3 separate regions of the Homo sapiens genome follow, and all the other regions are linked to region 2. The links are chromatin contacts, found by Hi-C or POLR2A ChIA-PET in ENCODE. All regions are on one chromosome and are shown on one strand. Each heading gives the region's core, a stretch centred on a gene start or an enhancer-like site at or near the end of the contact. The rest is flanking DNA. Distances are from core to core; before and after follow the strand shown. Region 1 holds the start of GLYATL1-AS1 (GLYATL1 antisense RNA 1). Region 2 holds the start of TNKS1BP1 (tankyrase 1 binding protein 1). Region 3 holds the start of FAM111B (FAM111 trypsin like peptidase B).

Evidence for each region. A loop is a pair of places that touch in the nucleus more often than their neighbours do. ChIA-PET counts read pairs that join two places held with the same protein, here RNA polymerase II (POLR2A). Pooled maps may share reads with other maps.
Region 1: a pooled map shows a loop between it and region 2 (2.4-fold over the local background). The contact joins the promoter of GLYATL1-AS1 here to the promoter of TNKS1BP1 in region 2. A Hi-C loop is called at or near these places in 4 of 50 pooled maps.
Region 3: a map with no recorded cell type shows a loop between it and region 2 (4-fold over the local background). The contact joins the promoter of FAM111B here to the promoter of TNKS1BP1 in region 2. A Hi-C loop is called at or near these places in 1 of 37 single-sample maps with no recorded cell type and 5 of 50 pooled maps. POLR2A ChIA-PET finds 5 or more read pairs at or near these places in 3 of 52 experiments (PC-9, WTC11 and activated CD4-positive, alpha-beta memory T cell).

Annotation. Positions count from the first base shown.
Region 1 is chr11:59,056,804-59,060,018 of GRCh38, forward strand. It overlaps GLYATL1-AS1 (GLYATL1 antisense RNA 1), which reads right to left and starts at 1,649. Exons shown (of 6, transcript NR_033853.2): 1 at 1,569-1,649. RefSeq lists enhancers at 1,484-1,553, 1,724-1,983.
Region 2 is chr11:57,323,252-57,326,484 of GRCh38, forward strand. It overlaps TNKS1BP1 (tankyrase 1 binding protein 1), which reads right to left and starts at 1,701. Exons shown (of 12, transcript NM_033396.3): 1 at 1,589-1,701. SSRP1 (structure specific recognition protein 1) reads right to left here. Exons shown (of 17, transcript NM_003146.3): 17 at 2,737-3,227. The coding sequence ends at 3,156. RefSeq lists a silencer at 1,505-1,784 and enhancers at 1,915-1,964, 1,994-2,867.
Region 3 is chr11:59,105,672-59,108,957 of GRCh38, forward strand. It overlaps FAM111B (FAM111 trypsin like peptidase B), which reads left to right and starts at 1,566. Exons shown (of 4, transcript NM_198947.4): 1 at 1,566-1,625; 2 at 2,997-3,041. LOC105369315 (a long non-coding RNA gene) reads right to left here and starts at 1,054. Exons shown (of 3, transcript XR_007062680.1): 1 at 1-1,054. RefSeq lists enhancers at 1,455-1,544, 2,685-2,734.

The sequences.
Region 1 (3,215 bases), core at 399-2,898, 1.7 Mb after region 2:
AAACAAGGTAGCCTTGAACTTTCATTCAAGGTCACAAAGCTAGCAAAAAGTGGATGACTAGCGATGAGGTCTTCAGGTTGAGATTAACAAACAACATCACAGGATATAATAGGATTTAACCCAACTTCAACTTCATAAAATGAATGGACATTCCCTGATCTTCCCTCCACTCCCACCCCCACCTCAGGGGATTTCAGGATGCACTGGGCAAAACTGTCTCCCTCCATCCCCAACCGTTTCTCAGGCAGTGACAGGTGTCAAGAACTCCTCGCCGCCCTTCTTGAAGCTTACATTCTGGAGCAGGGAGGCAGAAGCTAAACCAAAAATTAAAACAACTGTGAACATATTCCCTATAAACTCAGATGTAGTATATGAAAACAACACATGATTTGACGACAGAAGATGATGGAGGGAGAAAGAACAACAAATAAATAGGAAAAGAGGCCTCAGATAGGAGCAGGTAAAAAGGAGAGAAAACAGGAAGGGGTCAGGACTGGTTTCCCTCAAAGCCTGTCATTTGACAGAGAGCTGCAGAAAGAAGGAATAGAGCCAAGCACATAACAGGAGGGTAGAGTTGCAGTCTGAAGCACCCAAAATGGTCCACTAGGATGGACAAAGGACATACTTGAACCACCACTTAGATTCATCTTCATCTAAAAAATAAGAAATTAAGTGTGTGTAATATTTAATTATTTAGTACATTAATTACAGTAGAATATATAGAGTTGATGCTCAATTTGTTAAAAAATAGATATCTAAAATTAAACCTCAGAGATTACTCTTGCCTATGACAACGAGCTTCTGAAAGGCAAGGATAGGTCTCACCCATCTCTGTATCTTCAGAATCCATCATATTATGTGGAACATAATAGGTATCAATAGTATGTTGGGGAAAAAAATCGAAACCATGCTGAGCACCGGAATTCTGTGTAAATCTTTTTAAAAAGTCTCTTCTACTTTACATCAGAGTCCCTTTTGTATTTTTAGTATCATCCAGCCCCACGCCTTGCAGATAAGCCCCTAAGAAATGAATGGGTGAATGAATGTGTGGACAGCGGGATGGATCATTGAGTGAGGAGCAGTGATTCGCAGGACCTGCATGCATTGAAATCCTGCCAAAGCAGCCTCTGCAAAATAAAAGACCTTGGGCTTTGGTTTCTGACACAAGTTAAAATTATCCAAGGACTCTCCTTGGGCCACTTAGTTGAGGTTTCCTAATCTGTGAAACAGAAAATGAATTCAATAGAAAGATGATTGAGACAAATTTCTGGAAGGTGCCAAAGCAGGATGCCTGGCATTGAGGGACGCTTCACACCTGTTATCTCTCTCCCTATTCTCTCTTCACCCCTACTCCCGCCCGGCAACTCCCCGCTGTCAGCTCCAGGAATACTTACCTGCTGAGAAAAGGAAAAGCACAACACTGACTTTACCCCGCGACGCTTTTAAAAACTCCAAAACACCCAGCGCGATGGGGAGTAGGTTTCCCTAAAGACAGGTGGAGCAGCCATAGTTAACTTAGAGGAAGGTGAATTGACAAAGAGGGTTGAGCCACTACGAGCGGGAGTTACCTTGGACTAACAGTTGTATCTTCAGCGAGCACAAGTCCTGGAATCTCCCACGCCCATCCCTTTTTTTAGCGCCACAAATGCAGCCTCCTAAGAGAATGGGAAGCTTGGGAGTCAGAGAACAGAAGATTGAGCTACCATTGGCCTTAATGGATGTCAATCTTCACTTGTCTCTTTTTTTTCCTTCCTCGCCTCCTTGCCCCTCCCTATCCCGGTAGGCGCGTTCTCTGGCGCCATCATATGGCAGAATGCGGGACTACACCAAATGCGGAAAGGCACCTTCCCCTTCCCTGAGTATCTGCAAACTCAGGGCTGGGCTTGGTTTTTAAGAGCTCAGCTCCTGTGCCAGGGGCGGTGCTAAAAGGGGCTGCCTGCGCAGATGTCATTCCCACAAGATGCAAGTAAAGAAGCACCGCGGACACCGGGGGAGGGTCACAGAGTGACAGGAGGACTGGTTGACCAGCTGACTGGCCTCACTTCTGACAAATGCAAATTACCCAGCCACAGTCCAACCAAGGGTATCAAAACAGGATCTCTGCAGATGGAGCTCAGTGTTATGTGTTTTGGATGCTCGCAATAAGATTTTCATGCACCATAAACTTTCCTGAGTATCTCAACCAGTTTTGTTGATGCCGGGGTTTGTTCAAAGCTGCAGATTACTGGGCCTCACCCCAGACCTACTCTACTTAAATATAGTGGGGTTCCCATAATCCCCATTTTAAAAAACCTATCCAAGTTAAAGTACAGAGAATCACAAACTGGAAGAACTCCTTAATTTACAAATAAGAAATGGAGACCCCCCCACCAAGAGAGAAAGGAATTTGCCCAAGGTCTCCCTGAAAGAGCCTAAGAAAGCGTGAGGCTCTAAGGTTAAAATCCTACCTGACACCCTTTCCTTTCCCCAACTAGTCCTGTGACCTCTAGCAAACTATCCTGTCCTAATCTGTGAAATGGGAGCAACAGTCACACCTACCCCAACTGGTGACTGCAAATATTAAATGGGGCCACAATGAGTCAACTACCAAGCACCACCCCATTGTAAGTTGAGGTTGAAATGATTCTAGATCGCCCTACCCCCATTCATCTCCCAGTACCATTGTATGACCGTGGAGGTGAAACCATCCAGCCGCCTGTTGGTCCCAAACCATGTTCACCTCCACCCGTGGCTCAGTGACTATTTCTTTTCTTGAAGAGAGAGAGAGGCTCCTTGGAGCCTCTGGAATCTGGAGGGGGATGTTACCTTCCCCCTGTGTGCATTGTCTTCCCAAGATAGGATGGACTACGGGGTCTCCATGTGAAGAGTTAGCTGCCAGGGCATCAAGGATGGCTCCTAAGTGGTTGCTGGAGGCTTAGAGACCCCACTCCAGCTCTCTCTCAAATGGGGGCAGCTTGTTTGCAGCAGTGAGTGAGGTGGGCCCACTACGAACCCACAGGAGGAGAGGAAAAGACCGTCCCATCTAAGCTTTTACATAACCCATTGCAAGCTCCAGAATGTGGTGCCCAGGCCCATATCTATAACCCACCCCCAGAGGCCAGTTCTCCTCAGCCTTTCCTGCCACTTCTGCCATTGTACATCCAGACACTTCCCCTGTTCTCTTCTATCAAACTCCTACTCATCTCTCAGCCATCTAGTCCAAATATTAATCTTTC
Region 2 (3,233 bases), core at 451-2,950:
TTCACTCTCCCAGGCCCTAGTCCTGTCACCTGTTCTTCAGATACTCCAACCACCTCCTCAGTTCCCATCCTGACTCCTGAAGCACTCTCCCACCCACAAAAACATGGAGACCCTGGGGGATAGGGCCCTGCACCTCTCATGCAAGGCGGAAGTTTCCCTCACCTGGTATGCAGAGCCCTGAGGACAACCCAAACTTCTCCAACCTGCAAGGGGCATTGCCTCACTTAAAGTCACCCACTCCAGCTGGTCTGGGAAGACAGCACCAAATCCTTAAAAGGGACCCCCAGTGCTCATCCTCTGCAAAATCCAACACCCCTCCCCTAACGCTGACCCTGCCCCAGGTGTTTCAAAGATGGGAGAGGGTATGAAGACAGTAGAGAAACCCAGTACTGTCAACCCATTGGTCAGTTAACCACCACGGAAGACTGCCCACTGTGGGTGGGTGAATAACTGTGCAGAGCCAGGCCAAGTGTGGTGGGGGGAGGGGCACATGATAGAAAAAATAAAATTAAAACACAAGATTGTTTCCTTGTCCTTGAACATTATTACTAGGAACATAGTGTGGGTGGTTGGAGATGGAAATTAATTGGCTCAGAACCAAAAAAATCCTTTCACCTGGGGTTCTGATGGGCCCCTCTGCGGTATGAGGGGCTGCAGCAATGAAGGCGGGCTCAGAGTCCCCAGGTGCGGAGGTGGCCACAGCAACTCAGAGACCCCAGCCAGGGGCCCCAGGTGACCAAGGCCACCAAGGCTGTGGCCAGAAGCTGCGATTCGCAGCGGTTCTGAGCACTCCCCACCCTCAAGAGACCAGGGGGTAGAGGGTAGCAGGGTAGAAACGAGCTGACCCCTGGCAGATAAGGCCTCCAGAAGGGCTGGGCAGCTCCAGCCCCGGAGGGGACTCGGCGCAGGCGGGGTCGCCCCTATGGACCCCAGGATCTCCAGCCGGATCCGAGGCTAGAGAGGTCGGCAGGGACAGCACGTAAACTGCTGGAAAGAGGGAGGGCCAACGGGAAGATGGAACAGCCCCGGGCAATGGGCTGTCTGGAGGGGCCCAGTGGGGAGCTCTGGACACAGAAGGGACGGCGGCAGCCGAAGAGGAGGAGGAGGAGGGGGCTGCGGTGGCGGCAGAAGCGGAGGACCTGTGAGCGGGCTGTGAAGCAGCCGGCGAACAGACGGTGGGCTGCAGACGTCGATCAGGTGGGGGCGGACTGGGGTGGCTGGGGGCGTGCCGAAGGAGCCGGGGGAGGGGGCTAGCGCGGCCCGGAGGAAGGGGAGGCAGGGGTCCCTCCAGCGGCTCTGCCCGCCCCCGGCCCCGCCCCAAGCCCTCGCCCCCTCCCCCCTTTCTTCTGGCTCTGCCAGCACGAGCTCCAAGCCATGCGCCCTCCGCCTCCGCGCACACGCGCCACCTTCCCCCGGGCCTCCAGCGTCCCCAGCGCCCTCGGCCCCTGCAAACTTTCCTGGTGACCCCCCGACCACCACCACCTCAACCCGAGGTGTCGGCTGGAAAGCACCCACTCCTTCCATGCCCCTCCCCCGCCCCATCCCGGACCCCGCCCCCTCCTTCGCCCGACCGCCCCCGCGCACTCACGCGCTCGCCCGGGGTCCGGCTCCGCTCGGCTCGGGGCCCCGATGCCAGTCCCCGCCGCCGCCGCCGCTGCTACCGCCGCCGCCGCCGCCGTCACCGCGGGACGAAGCCACTGCGAGCCCCGGCGGGGCCCCGCCCCAACTCCGCCCAGGTCCACGCCCCCAGGGCGCTTCATGAATATGCATGAGCCGGTTGGAACCCGGGAGTGGGAAGCCCGTGCAGAATTCGTCCCACCGTCGGCAAACAGGCGCGGCCCAGCACTCAATTATTCATGAGGCTTGCAGATGAGGGGCCCGCCCCAGTCTCAGACCGGGGCGAAACTGACGCAATTCAGCCGGGAGCGCTCGGGTAAAATGGCCACCGAGACGACTGCCTAGAGAAACTGCCTTGGCGGCCCCTCCCGGGCTCCGCCGCCTGCACAGAGCACAGTATCATCGAGCTACGCCGGCAAGAAGGTAGCCGCCGGCTGACTGAAGCGGCTTCCTGATACAACCACCTGAGTGCTGAGAACGCGCGCAACGTGGCCACCCTCCTGTGTCAATTCAGATTTAGAGCCACCGTGAAGAAGTCTGGCAGCTCTGCATTCCTCATTAGTGACCTTTATCTCCTTTTAGGCCCCTTCTCAGACATGGGTTCCTCCCTACACTGAAGTTTGTATACCCCCTTCTTCCCGTAAGAACAAAAGCTTCACATATAACTCCGTACTTTGTTGCACCACCACCAGGCTGCAACCACCACCACTCTACGCACACGCTCATCCTCCCCGACTCTCCAGGCTCAGGTTTCCACTCCCCCGGCTGCGGGAAGGACAGTCAATCCTGATTTCATTATCGAAAGCCTTGGAAGACCCTTGACTCATAGGTAAGGATGCAGCCAAGAGCTGCCTCCCCCTAGCTTGGTTGGCTAATGGAGTGTAACTGGGAGAAACTTCCTAATCAGATCAGCTCTCATTTCTAGACTCTCAGGTGGCCCATCCGGGCAGAGGCGGGTGAAAACCAATGCTCGTCCAGCCGGGAACAGAACAGGATGTACCTCGAGACTTGCTTCCCGGCTGGCCAGGAAGGCCCTGCCCAGTCTGACCAGAGCAGTAAACACCACCAATAAAAGTGGGAGCAACACACCAAGGCTACAAAGAAAGCATGAGGACATGGTTTCCAAAGTCAGTTCCCTTTATTAAATCATTTTCACAGACCAGAAATACAAAATGAAAGTAGAAATAGGCCCCAGGTAGGAGCTACAGGCCTGGCCTCACATGACCCCTGCTCCAGCAACTTGAACAGGACAAGCAGCAGCTACATCCTTAAGGTCGGGAAAGTAAGATGAGGATTTGGATCCTGCATTGCCCTGCCTCCCACCCTATCTCTCCCCAAATTATAAACAGCCATCCTTGGGAAGCAGCAGAGTTAAGACGTCTCCCCACTGCCCTAGTGACATACACACCAACAGGAGAGCATGTTCAGATGGCACAGAATCCAGGGACTGCATTTCATGAGGAGAAACTGGTACCAAAATATGGGTGGGGAGTCGGGGGGTGTGAGAAGGCAAGCGCAAAGAGAACCTTCCTCCGTTTCTACTCATCGGATCCTGACGCTGAGTCCTCTGAGCTGGGGGGAGTACTGGCTAGTTCTTCTTCTTCAGAGTCCTGAAA
Region 3 (3,286 bases), core at 316-2,815, 1.8 Mb after region 2:
GAGCACCTTTTACCAGGGCAAATTCTCTATCTCCAATGATGTCAGGCAATTTCGACAACACCATTCTCTACCATCTCTTGCTTTTCATAGATTTGTTTCCTCCAGATTCTACAAAAAAAGAAGATCAAGTCTCCTTGTGCAATGATTTACTCTCTGATGTATATTGGTGCCAGGCACGTGTACTGCTTTCAGATGATTCAAGAATAACAGCGATTTAAGAAAGCTGTCGTTAAGTTTTCTCTTCTCTTTGTCTGTATGACATTATTTTTACAATTATACTTCCAAAGTTTGCTCTTTCCGAACACCTCAAGACCCGTGTAATTTAAGCAGTGATTTTAGGGGTCTCTGTATATTTTATATTAATTTCAGAAACATGCTCATGATTATTCCACCAAAACTATCAACTGTTACATAAACATCTGTCCTTCTATGAGTTACAAAATAATTGTCTCCATCCCCACTTAACCATCTTCTCTCCTTCTTTGAGCAACTTCTGAAAAATAACACCCAATACTGATGGCATCTCATTCTATTCAGCTTCTCAGACAGTAAGACGTTCTTTTCTTAAACAGTAAGATGTTTTCTCAAGCCCCATGCAAAGCACTTCTTTGATATCAGTTTGGGGAGGTCGTACTCTGGAGCCTTCATCCAAAGGGTAAAGTACAGCACTCAGTAATGCGCGTCCTGGGAACGAGGCCTAAGCAGTGCTGGCCACTGCCTCCTCCAGGCTGGCATTGTCTGTGTTCGCCAGCCCCGCCGCGAAGTTAGCTCATTTGTGATCAGGCCAAGTCCCTTTAGATTTCACGCAGACGCGGGTGCAGCCTGCTCTGGGACTTGAAGTCCGCTGGAGCCTGGGCCTCTGCATTATCCGGGTGGAGCTCTCTCTGCTGCTGCCGCCAAAGGATCCCGCCTGGATGCTCATCCCGCCACCGTCGCCCACCCCGCCGCTGCAGAAAGGCAGCAACTGCCACACACCTAAGCAACTTGGCGGGCTATTCGCCCTGCAGCTGCCGCCAGCGCGCGGCTCCCGCCAGCGCGCTGGCAATCAAAAGTCGGAGAAAGCGCGAAACCTCCAGGCACCTCCCACTCCGCCCAGCTACCGCGCAGCTCCTCCCTAGCCTCCACTGGGAGACAGGGGACGCCCATGAGCGGGAAAGAGCAGGGCGGTGATTGCTTAGTTTATCCTGGGACACGGGAACTGGCCGTGGACTGAGTGGTGCCGGGGAGGGGATCACTGAGACCGGGAAGGGTCATCCAGACAAATAGGGAGGGTGGGCGGGTTGGCGCGCAGTACCCTCGGCCCGGCCTTCAGACCCACCTGCGCGCGCTGCGCGCTCATCCGGTCCTTCCCTTCAATCACTGTCTGGAGTGATGATAATTGGCTTCCACAGTGGATGAGAGATGAGTCATTTACATCCAATGAGAGAAAAACAGCCTCCAGAGACTCTTCGTCCATTGGCCAGCGAGAGTGTCAGTTCCCAGGCTCCTGCCGCGCACGGGCGAGCCCTTCTAGGCGGGAAAAGTTCAGCTGAGAGATATAAAAGAGCAGTCTTTCCAGCACCTGCAAATCCAGAGCGGCGGGCACTGACGGGCACTTGCACCGTGTGGACAGACTCTCCGGTTCTGTGAGTGGTTTTTCTTTTCCCGGGTCGGACCTGGAGTTCTTAGGGGGATGGCTGACAAGGGCAGTAGGCAGAAGGACCTCAGCCCAAAGTCAAGGGGGTTTTGGATGGGGAGCTGGGCAGCCGCCCGTTGTAATTCCCTTCCCCCTGTCTCAGCTTCAAAGGCCAAGAGTTGTACTCCTGAAGAGATACTTAGAGATCATCTGGGTGTTCCTGAATCTCGAGAGGGTCGTTTGACCCTGGTGGGTCCTTTCCCTGCCCGGTGCCGTTCGCGCCCATAGAAGGAGACCAGGTTCGGTTAAGCAGAGCAGAAACTATTCACTGATCAAGGAATGGAGTAGGAGAGCTCCTGCTCAAAGTGCCTGGAGTGTAGTGTGAGGGTGCTTCTTAAGGTCTTTTAGGGCAGGTAGTTGGAAAGCAAGGATTTCTGGAAAGAGACGGGGCTTTCCAGAAACAGCTGAGTGTGGCAGTCTCCTATTTTCTGTTGCCACCCAACACTACATGTGCCTAGCAAGCTGCGTTTCTCCCCGAGGCACAGATTGAGGTATGGTAATCAGCAAGGATTCAGGTTAGGGTAGCGCTTCTAAGTTCGTTTCCCATCTTGTAGCACGGTGGTTACTGACATCCAGTCTCTGTTTCTGTAAGCAAGCACAGCTTCAAGCACAGGTTACCTTCATAGGTTCTGGGGCTTTAGGAAAGCATTGAGGTCATCCTGCGGTGACAGAGGCAGCTGTTCAAAGAACTTGGTGCGCCTTTGAGGCGGGGGTTGTGGAGTGAGGCAGGTAAAAATGCAGATTCCATAGCCACACCCCGACATACTGAATCAGAGTCTGTGAGGGTGGGATCTGGAATCCTTTTTAAAAAGCTTAGAGGAACCAATTCACACGAACAATAAAAGTTTCATCTGAGCCAAAGTCCTTAATCTAGAAATGAGGAAATGGGGATCCCTAAAAGGGTTACAGGGAGAGGGTTGGTGGAAAGTTAGACTATGACAGTTTTAGGGTGGTTCTTTCCTGGCCTTGGAAAGTTTTCTCAGCTGCTGCTCTGATCAGTACACAGCTGAATGCTTTAGGGGAACCCTCTTCATATATCCAGAGTTCCCTCTCTGTGCAGGTCTCCCACCATGTCTTTGGCCTGTGACCTCTTGTCACCTTAGTCTCTCAGCTTTGTCTCCTTAAATCTGGAATTCCTACTGGTTTTGTCTTGCTGCCCTTCCTTGCCACACTGGCCTGGAATTCCTCAAGGTAGTCTGCTAAAGTGGATTATAGGATACATTTCAATTGTCACTGTCCTTAATTGCATAATGTCCAGTTCCTTGCAAACCATTGTTTCATATGTTTTGCTCTTTTTTGTTTTGTTTTGTTTTCATACTAGGGGGAAATCCAGTCCCTGTTACTCCATTTTGGCCAGAAATTCAAGGTAATGACTTTTAATGTTTCTGACTGCTAGTTCTATCTTCTCTCTCACTTCTGGACCTGTCTCTATTCACTGATATTTCTAGTCATTATGGGTCATATTTATCCACTTTTTAAGTGCCTGCTGATTTTTTTATTAGATATCAAGCTTTGTTAATTTCACAACTTTGGGTGCCAGAAATTTTTACATTCCTATCAATATTCTTGAGCTTTGTTCTAGTATGTTCATATTTTACATGGAAACCATTT